2 separate regions of the Homo sapiens genome follow, and region 2 is linked to region 1. Evidence: chromatin contacts called from ENCODE Hi-C data. All regions are on one chromosome and are shown on one strand. The core of a region is the stretch at or near the end of the contact, and the rest is flanking DNA. Distances in the headings are between cores, read along the strand shown. Region 1 holds the start of EIF2S1 (eukaryotic translation initiation factor 2 subunit alpha). Region 2 holds the start of PSEN1 (presenilin 1).

Evidence for each region. Hi-C counts contacts between places; a loop is a spot of excess contacts on that map. Pooled maps may share reads with other maps.
Region 2: a loop to region 1 is called in a pooled map, with 12 times the contacts of the local background. The contact joins the promoter of PSEN1 here to the promoter of EIF2S1 in region 1. A Hi-C loop is called at or near these places in 5 of 50 pooled maps.

Annotation. Positions count from the first base shown.
Region 1 is chr14:67,358,445-67,363,289 of GRCh38, reverse strand. It overlaps EIF2S1 (eukaryotic translation initiation factor 2 subunit alpha), which reads right to left and starts at 2,962. Exons shown (of 8, transcript NM_004094.5): 1 at 2,834-2,962. It overlaps ATP6V1D (ATPase H+ transporting V1 subunit D), which reads left to right and starts at 3,486. Exons shown (of 9, transcript NM_015994.4): 1 at 3,486-3,632. The coding sequence starts at 3,592. It also overlaps a transcript of GPHN not described here. RefSeq lists enhancers at 2,707-3,506, 3,527-3,746, 3,589-4,375.
Region 2 is chr14:73,134,637-73,139,481 of GRCh38, reverse strand. PSEN1 (presenilin 1) reads right to left here and starts at 2,975. Exons shown (of 12, transcript NM_000021.4): 1 at 2,899-2,975. RefSeq lists an enhancer at 2,516-2,625 and silencers at 2,796-2,855, 3,116-3,195.

The DNA.
Region 1 (4,845 bases), core at 1,713-4,212:
AAGTAGACATTCAATGGCCTTACCCACCAAGAAACAGCTGACTGTTTGTTTCGTTTTTAAACAGGGCTTTTCGAGGGTGGGGGTGGGGAAACTGTTGTTGAATATGTGTATGTAAAGCTCTCAAATTTGAGAGCTAAAAAGTTTCAAATTGGGCATAAAAATAAACTATGTTACAGAAATGTATGGAACAGTTGCAAGACATTTGACCAGTGAAAACCACATTTACTTACCAAGCTTCTCCAAACAGTAAAGGTGATGCTTTTAGGGGAAGCAAGGCTTAATTTGATGGTTAAAAAACATGGGCAATCATGTAAGAGAATCCTGAAGGGATATGACTATGAATACTATTTCTTCAGGAGGCACAAGTCTCTTTGCAACATAAAGGGTAAGTAAAGGAATACTGTTGATGGTATGTTATTCATAGTAAAGATAGATAGTAGTTAAGTACAAAAAGAATCCATACCACAAAAACCTGCATATTGGTTGACAATTTTTGAACATATTGCCTAATGAAATGCTAATAACTTAAATTTTTTTTTTAACTTAAAAAAATCATTCCGCAATATCGAAGTCACACTAGGTGACTTCACCTCTTTATCTTTTTCACAGCATTCTTATTTTATTTGGTCCTCAAGAAGTGTCAAATCAGGCAATTAACATAGTAAACTCGGGGAACAACTCTAGCCTTGTGTTCCAGTCCTTGCTCTGCTACTTACTAGAAGTGGCTGCTTGGGAAAGATAACATCCTTTGAACTGTAGTTTCTCATCTGTGCCATGTACATCACAGGTTTACTGAGGGTATCACATGTATACGTAAAAACATTTTGAAAACCATTATGTGCTAGTCAAACATAAAATATTGAAAGAAAAAGAAGGTATTTCCATTTTGTAATATAATAATTTGTTAATTTTTTTTTCAGTAGCTACTATGTACTAAGCACTAATGATACAACAAGAAAGACTCTTACCAGGCCAGGCGCAGTGGCTCACACCTGTAATCCCAGCACTTTGGGAGGCCGAGGCGGGTGGATCACTTGAAACCAGGAGTTCGAGGCCAGCCTGGTCAACATGGTGAAACCCCATTTCTACTAAAAATACCAAAATTAGCTGGGTGTGGTGGCAGGCACCTGTAATCCCACTACTATAGTGGCTGAGGCAGGAGAATCCCTTGAACCCAGGGGCAGAGGCTACAGTGAGCTGAGATCGTGCCACTACACTCCAGCCTGGGCAACAGAGACTCTGTCTCAAAAAAAAAAAGAAAAAAGAAAAAAGAAAAAAAAAAAAGACTCTTACCTAAGTAATTAAGTATAGAGTGGGAAACAAACTAGCAAGCAAATAATTACAATACAAAGTACTATGAAAGGGCACAGTGAAGCAATGAACAGGAAAGGTGGAACAGAAATACTAAATTATAATACTTCCTTAAGAACAAATGCTTAATAAGTACTAGCGTAGGAGCTAAACTCAAGTAATCCGACATCAAATCCAGAATGTCTTTAACCCACAGAACCTCAATATCACAACATGCTATAATACTCTTATGTGTTCTGATGTAAAAAGTATCAGCCACCTTTCAAAATATATCAACCAAACTCCAGGCTAATTTCAAATACCCTGCATAGTCAGTTATTTTGCATGACAAATGGTAGGTAGGACTTCTTTCTCAAAACAGTGCATGGTCAAACTGCTATAATGGATATAGAAGTTCACATTCCTTTCCAAAATATATTATGTGATGGGGACAACTCTCGTGATAATTCTAATTTGGATCTAACACGTATTAGGAATGCTCTCTGAATGCTAGTTCTTGGTATAGGAGTGCTACATAAGTAAAGCTTTTATTTCATCATTATAGTTGAAAAAGAAAGTTATCACCGAATCTCTACAAACATTACTGTGCATGAGACAACTACATCTTTTGGCACCAGATGAACTAAGAATAGGTAGCAAAGTTCTGTACAAGTCACCCCCAAACTATTGACAGAGATTGTTCCTTGAATAACAACTCAATTGAGGGGAAATAAAGACTTCTCTGCTATACTTTTTCTCGAAGAAACCATGTTTTTTGCTTAATAAAAATTTAAAAAGCCTAAGTTTTGAGGATAAAGAGACCTCAGCATGACTGTGTATTTAACCCGAAAATATATCCTTATCTTAGGTTTTAGTTATGCTTAACTAACATAGTTAACCTAACATATGCTTAACACAGTTCTATTCTCATTGTCGCCAAAATACGACAAACTGATAGTAACAGTAATAAACTCAAGTCTCATTTAGTTTTGGTTCAAGGGGTGACTCATTCAATTATCAGATGAAAAACTACTCGGACCCCGCTCTTTCCAACACGGTGCCCGTCCCACAGGTTTCTCAGGTAAGAGGCCAGTTTGGTTTCCACTGAGACGCAGGGGAAATTTTTGGTAGAGCTGTTGGGGCGGAAGAAAAGATGGAATTCTCAAGCCTGGAAAAAGCAAAGTGCTCAGCGTCCTGAGCCGGGGTTAAGAGTTACGGTGTCACAGCGTTCTCCTGAGACCGCCCCATCGTCATGGCATTCTCACTTTCGGCATATTGTAGAGGCTGTACAATCCACTCGGCCCACTTTCCTTCACGAGATTCCTCTGCTCGAACAACGATGCCTCTGGAACACAGGATGACCTACACGGAGCCGGCGAGGAGGCCCACGACAGCGCGGGTGGTGGCGGTGCTGTCCAGCCACTTCCCGCGCAGGGACGGGAAAGGGAGGTATTAGCCCGGGGCCTACCCGCTCTCGAACACCCATGTCACTGGACACAAACCAAAGTGAGTTCCTGGAGAAACCGAGCTTGGGATTAGTCACCTGAGGTATGTGTGTGATTCCCGCACTGGAGCCCAGAGCCGACTTCTTCAATCACAGAGACCAGACTTGCTTCCCCCTCACCGGCCGCCGATCCTCCTCAGCGTGCGCTTCGCTCACTCCACCGCGCATGCGGAACCTCCTCGCATGCGCAAGCGCTGAACGAATAGAGGCCCCTCTTCATCATTAACCATAGAGTCTGGGTCCTCCGAGAACAAGGACGAATGTAGATCATGGAAGGACCTGAAAAGTACTGTTTCTCGCTATCTTAGCTTTAGCTAAGTAACCTTCAAGGCGCGAGAAAGACATAGGACTCCGATTCCTTGCCTCTGAAGAATGAATCCTCTTTCAAAGTTTCAGCTAACCATGAGATGGCGCTGTGACCAAAGACGAAAGGTGGAGAAAGACAAGGCGTGCACGCTTCGCTCCTAGTCTTTGGCCTGGCGCGTGCCGCGTATTGCGCAGCCGCAGGGAAGCTGGATGGGGAGGGGTTGGGAGGCGAACCGGAATTGAGGGGTGGTTCCGCGGTGCGCGCGCCTCGACATCCGGGCAACGCCTCTGTTCTGTCCTCCCCCTTCGTCGCCTGTGACAACCGGAAGCGGAAGTGAAAATGGGTGTCCCTGCTGCCTCTTAGCAACAAGAGGGGTCAAGTGACACAACCAGCTGACTCCCGTAGAGGAAGACACTGTGGAGGCCAGTTCTGGAGCTATTGCAGCCTCGGTTGCCCGGCCGGGGACCCGAGCCGAAAAGTTATCGTCAGAATGTCGGGCAAAGACCGAATTGAAATCTTTCCCTCGCGAATGTAAGTAAAGGAATGGGATAAGCCGCTTTCACAGGTTTAGGAACCCGGAGCGCGGTCCCTTCAGACCCTGGGCCACAGTGAGGGTCCTTGTTTCCTGGGAGGATCCTGAGCTTTTCCCAGGTTCTTTTCTTGAGTCTAGGGCGAGGCTTCCTGACGGCCTCTTCGCGCATTCCTCCTGAGTGAATCAGGCTGGACGAAGCGATCCCAGCCGGTAGGAAAAGGCGCCCGGCCGGCGGGCTTTTGTGGAGGTCTGCTGTCTTTATTCATTAATGGATTCATCCATTCCACATACCCTTATTGAGCCGGGCACTGGATTTATATAACTGAACCGTCGCCACCTCTGCCCTACAGAGCTCACAGTTTACGTAGCCAGACATTCGTCTGGAAAGGCCAAGGAGGTTTTAATAAATGCTCTGAGAAGGGAAGTTTACTGAGGATATAGAAGAGGTCCCTAAGCCAAAGTGGGGATGGAATCGAATCGCCCTAGCATAGCCCTCGGATTCGATCTTGGATCCCCTTACTCATTTTCCAAGATCCCGCCAAATGTCACCTGCTGTGAGAGGATATCCCTGTGTTTCTGAGGCACTGCTTTTGCTCTCTCACCGCTGCACCTTGTTCAGACCTGTGTTAATACCGGTCATCACGCTGTAAAGTAGATATTTGTTTATGTGTCTTTCTCTCCCACTAGACTGTGGGCTCTCTCCAGGATGAAAGAGTGTCTTAATCCATAGAAGGTCCACAAAAAAATATTTCTTGAAAGAACTCATGCTTGGGAATACGCTCAGTTGTGGGCTGCCTTTCTTTTGGGGCCTGAATTCTTTGTCAGGAAAATGGCATATCACTGTAGGTGTTTGGCTAGTTTGTAAGGAAAATTTTGACGTTTTCTCAAATGTGCCTAACAACTTGCTCCCTTTCTCCTCCTCATCCTGTTTATTTTTATTTAGTTTGTTGTTTGTTTGTTTTAATAAGAGACAGGGTCTCCCAGGCTGGGGTGCAGTGGTATGATCAGAGCTCACAGCAGCCTCAAACCCCTGGGCTCAAGTGATCCTCCGGCCTCAGCCTCCCTGGCGGCTGAGATTATAGATGGGAGCCACCGCGCCTGGCTTTCCCTTTTTCTTTTCAGTGAGGAAGCAGAAAATCAGTTTTGACCCTGACATTTAGACCCTTTTATTGTGGTCCTATCTCTGTGGGGGTGTTTTGTTGTTTTTCCTCA
Region 2 (4,845 bases), core at 1,726-4,225, 5.8 Mb before region 1:
CACCTCCCGAGTAGCTGGGATAACAGGTACACGCCAACACACCCGGCTAATTTTTTGTATTTTTAGTAGACACAGGGTCTCACCATTTTGGCGAGGCTGGTCTCGAACTCCTGACCTCAGGTGATCTACCTGCCTCGGCCTCCCAAAGTGCTGGCAGATTACAGGTGTGAGCCACTGTGCCCAGCCTTTTTTTAAAAAAAAAACGAAGTCTCACTCTGTTGCCCAGGCTGGAGTGCAGTGGCGCGATCTCGGCTCACTGCAAGCTCCGCCTCCTGGGTTCACGCCATTGTCCTGCCTCAGCCTCCCGAGTAGCTGGGACTACAAGTGCCTGGCACCATGTCTGGCTAATTTTTTGTACTTTTAGTAGAGACGGGGTTTCACCGCGTGAGCCAGGATGGTCTCCATCTCCTGATCTGGTTATCCACCCGCCTCGGCCTCCCAAAGTGCTGGGTTTACAGGCGTGAGCCGCTGCGCCCGGCCACCCAGCCTCTTTTTACATTTTTTTTCTTTTTTTCTTGACAGAGTCTGGCTCTGTCGCCCAGGCTGGAGTGCAGTGGCGCGATCTCCGCTCACTGCAAGCTCCGCCTCCCGGGTTCACGCCATTCTCCTGCCTCAGCCTCCCGAGTAGCTGGGACTACAGGCGCCCGCCATCACGCCCGGCTAATTTTTTTTTTTTTGTATTTTTTAGTAGAGATGGGGTTTCACCGTGTTAGCCAGGATGTCTCGATCTCCTGACCTCATGATCCGCCCGCCACGGCCTCCCAAAGTGCTGGGATTACAGGGGTGAGCCACCGCGCTCGGCCTTTTTTTACCTTTAAAAATGTGTTTATGGCTAGGCACAGTGGCTTGTGCCTGTATCCCACCACTCTGGGAGGCCAAGGCGGGAGGATCACTTGACTCCAGGAGTTCAAGACCAGCCTGGGCAACATAGTGAGGCTCCCATCTCTAAAAAAATAAATAGCCGGCCGGGCAGGGTGGCTCACGCCTGTAATCGCAGCACTCTGGGAGGCCGAGGCGGGCGGATCACGAGGTCAGGAGATCGAGACCATACTGGCTAACACGGTGAAACCCCGTGTCTACTAAAAATACAAAAAAATTAGCCGGGCGTGGTGGCGGACGCCTGTAGTCCCAGCTGCTGGGGAGGATGAGGCAGGAGAATGGCGTGAACCCGGGAGGCGGAGCTTGCAGTGAGCTGAGATCGCGCCACTGCACTCCAGCCTGGGCGACAGAGCCAGACTCCGTCTCAAAAAATAAATAAATAAATAAATAAATAAATAAATAAATAAATAATAGTATGTTTATTAGAAAATTTAAAATAGGGATAATCACCTTGTGGTTCTCCCAGTCTGCATGCTAATAAATTTGTATGCCTTTTCTCCAAAAGAAAAACAAAACAGGTTTTTTTTTTTTTTGAGACAGTCTCACTCTTTTGCCCAGGCTGCAGTGCAGTGGCATAATCTTGGCTTACTGCAACCTCCTTCTCCCGGGTTCAAGTGATTCTCCTGCCTCAGCCTCGCTTGGGAGCAGCTGGGACTACAGGCGCGCGCCCCCACGCCCAGCTAATTTTTTGTAGAGCCGGGGTTTCGCCGTGTTGTCTGGTCTCGAACTCCTCAGCTCAAGGATCCGCCCCGCGGCCTCCCAAAGTGCTGGGATTACAGGCGTGAGCCACCGCCCCGGGCCTCACATTTTATTTCTATTGGCTAGCGCTGCTCTAAATCTTCTGTTCCTTCTGCTACACCAGGCCTAACACTCAAAATCCCTGCCAACCTTTTCCTTCCTGAAGCTTCCCTCCCCTTCCTCAGCTCTGGCGACCCTGCGCTGTGGTGGTTCTCCAACCACACTCATTCTCCTCAGCTGGCTCCTTGCTCTTCTTCCACCCCCTCGTTGCAAGTGTTCCTAAGTGTTTGCCTTGGCCTCCTCTTCCCCTTCCTTAGCTTAGACTTCTCCACTGCTCCAACATCAACTGGAAATCTATGGAATTGATTCCTGTTTTCAGCTCCAGTCCTGTTCACAGGGCATTTTCACCTGCTGGCACTTCCAAAGTGACACTTCCAAACCACTTCCTCGCCCTCCTCTCTAAACCAGGTCTTTCTTCCTAACTTCCTTATTTCTGAGAATGTCTCTGCCATGTTCTAAACTGAAAACCTCCTAGTCAACTTCACACTTTATTCCCTGATCCTCAATTGGTTCCCATGTCCCGTTAGTGTTTCTTGTAAGCCTCTGCCACCACCGCAGATCGAACTCTAATCACATCTCACCTGAATTATGGAAAAGTCACCTCAATTCTCTCACCCATCCCAGCCTCCACTATGGATTAATATGCCTAAAGCAGAGCTGACCACAACGGTGAGAAGAATCTGAGAGGGAAGCAGCAGCAAACACAAGAGTCACTGGACATGCATGCCTCGAGACAGTCCCGACCAAGGAGAAAGCATCAGACCCCGTCTTCCGCCTCGAACAAGAGGCGTGCGGACTTCGCCCAGAATGCTCGTCGCCCCTGGACAAGGACACACCCGGGGCGTGAGGCGCGGAGTTTCACCAGTTGCTCAAGCAGACCCAGCCCAAGACGCTTCCTCTTTCTCCTACTCCACTCCAGTTCAGACGGCTACTAATCCCGGCCCAAGGCACCTGCGCCCTGAGACGTCTTCGAGCAAACAGCATTTCCGGACCAAGGCTCCCCGGAATCTCTCTCCACCCGGCCGCGCCCGAAGCCCGAGAAACGGGCCGCCCCTCCTGGTTTCCCACACGGGGTTCCCCAGCCCCAACCGGCCGCGCCCCGCCCCTCATCTTTTAGGACACCGGCTTCGCGGCCCGGGCGGCCACAAAGGGCCGGGCCCTGCCCGCGGCCGCCCATGTCCGCGGTGCCTTCCTGGCTTGCCCGGACTCCCCATCACGCACATACGCTTCCCCGCCGCCCCGCTGCCGCCGCGGCTCGTAGCTCAGGTTCCTTCCAGACCAGCCGCTGTTTTGTTTCCGATGTGAAACCGCGGACCCCGGAGCTGCCTGTCCCAGGCCCCGCCCGAGAACCCTCACCGTTGTCGTCATTTCCGGCTCTGGCGTCGTTGGCGGCCGGCCCACGGAGGAGGGGAGGAGCCAGGAGGAAGGGGGCGGGGCCTCCGGCCTGGAGAAACGATTGCGGGGAGAACCCAGAGCTCCACCTGGCCTTCCCCACCTGACGGAATCCGCCCAGAGCGCTGGCGTGGGTTGTCGGGGTTCTGAGGCTGCTCGAGCTGAGGACGAAAGCCCCTATATAAATTGGGCCCAGCGTGTGCTTCTCCCGGCATACAAGCGATGGCCATCCTAAATTTAACACCTGTCATTTCTTTAGGGTACCTATTTGCGAACCAGCTGCATCACAATCAAGAGAATGCTGTTAAAATCGCAAATATCTCTGCCCTCTCCCACCACTCAATGAATCAAAACTTCTGGTGGGTGGCGAGAACCTGAGAAACTGCATTTTAAACATCCTCCGCGATTCTTGGACTCCAACTTTGACAACCAGTCTTTCTAGGTGGCAAGCTAGCTGAGAGCAGAAAATGTGTCTGGTTTGCTGGGTCACTTGATTTTTGCATCTGCCTGCTCTTTGTCCAGTTTTGGTAAAGACAGTACCAATGTCTAATTCATTAGACAGCATACCACACTTACACATATATCCAAAAGCTAAAACTAAAAAATGAATACTACCTTATTTAATCAAGGTGAACGGAGAAATGTCAAACATGGGTATTCAAAAAACCGAAAATGAAATTAACGGTACATGGTATCTGGGCAAGTTACATTCTTCTAAAGTTTCTTTAAAAATCCACCCCCAAGCGGCCGGGTGCAGTCGCTCACGCCTGTAATTCCGGCACTTTGGGAGGCCGAAGCAGGCGGATCATGAGGTTGGGAGTTCTAGACCAGCCTAACCAACATGGTGAAACCCCGTCTCTACTAAAAATACAAAAAAATTAGCCGGGTGTGGTGGCGCGCTCCTGTAATCCCAGCTACTCGGGAGGCTGCAGCAGGAGAATCGCTTGAACCCGTGAGCTGAGATCACACCACTGCACTCCAGCCTGGGAGACAGAGCAAGACTCCATCTCAAAAAATAAAAATTAAAATTAAAAAATAAAATCCACCCCAAGCTATCCCTTCACATTCCTATCGCATCAATCTCCAATCCCTCCTCCCAACCCACTGCCAACCTTGTTCAAAAACATGAGATTCTAATACTTTTTACACACAAAAGCTTCATATTTAAGAACAAAAGTAATATTTTCCATTAGCAGAATGAAAGATAAGTTGTGGGAGAAGGTTGAACGAAAAAAGATGTTTTTAAAATTCTTCACCTCCCCCACTTTAACAAGAGTAGGGATTTTAGTTTGTTCATTTACAAGTGCTCATGCTTGTCAGCAGCACATATACATTTTACAAGTGCTGAGAACAGTGCCTGATACATAACAGTGCCTGATACATACAATAGTTCAGTATTGAACAAATACAGGCTAAAACCCATCTATTTGTGAACTACTTCAATCTGATTGCAGTCCGCTAATATTAATAGGATGTCTTAAAATGCTGATGAACTATTCTTAGAAACAATCTACAAAAATTTTGGGCAAAGATATTCATGGAATATTATATAGCAAAAAATTGGGAAACTAAATATGGTACAATAGGCAGGGTGCGGTGGCTCACGCCTGTAATTCCAGCACTTTGGGAGGCCAAGGTGGGCGGCTCATCTGAGGTCAGGAGTTCGAGACCAGCCTGATCAACATGGAGAAACCCCGTCTCTACTAAAAATACAAAAAAAGTTAGCCAGGCGTGGTGGCGCATGCCTGTAATCCCAGCTACTTGGGAGGCTGAGGC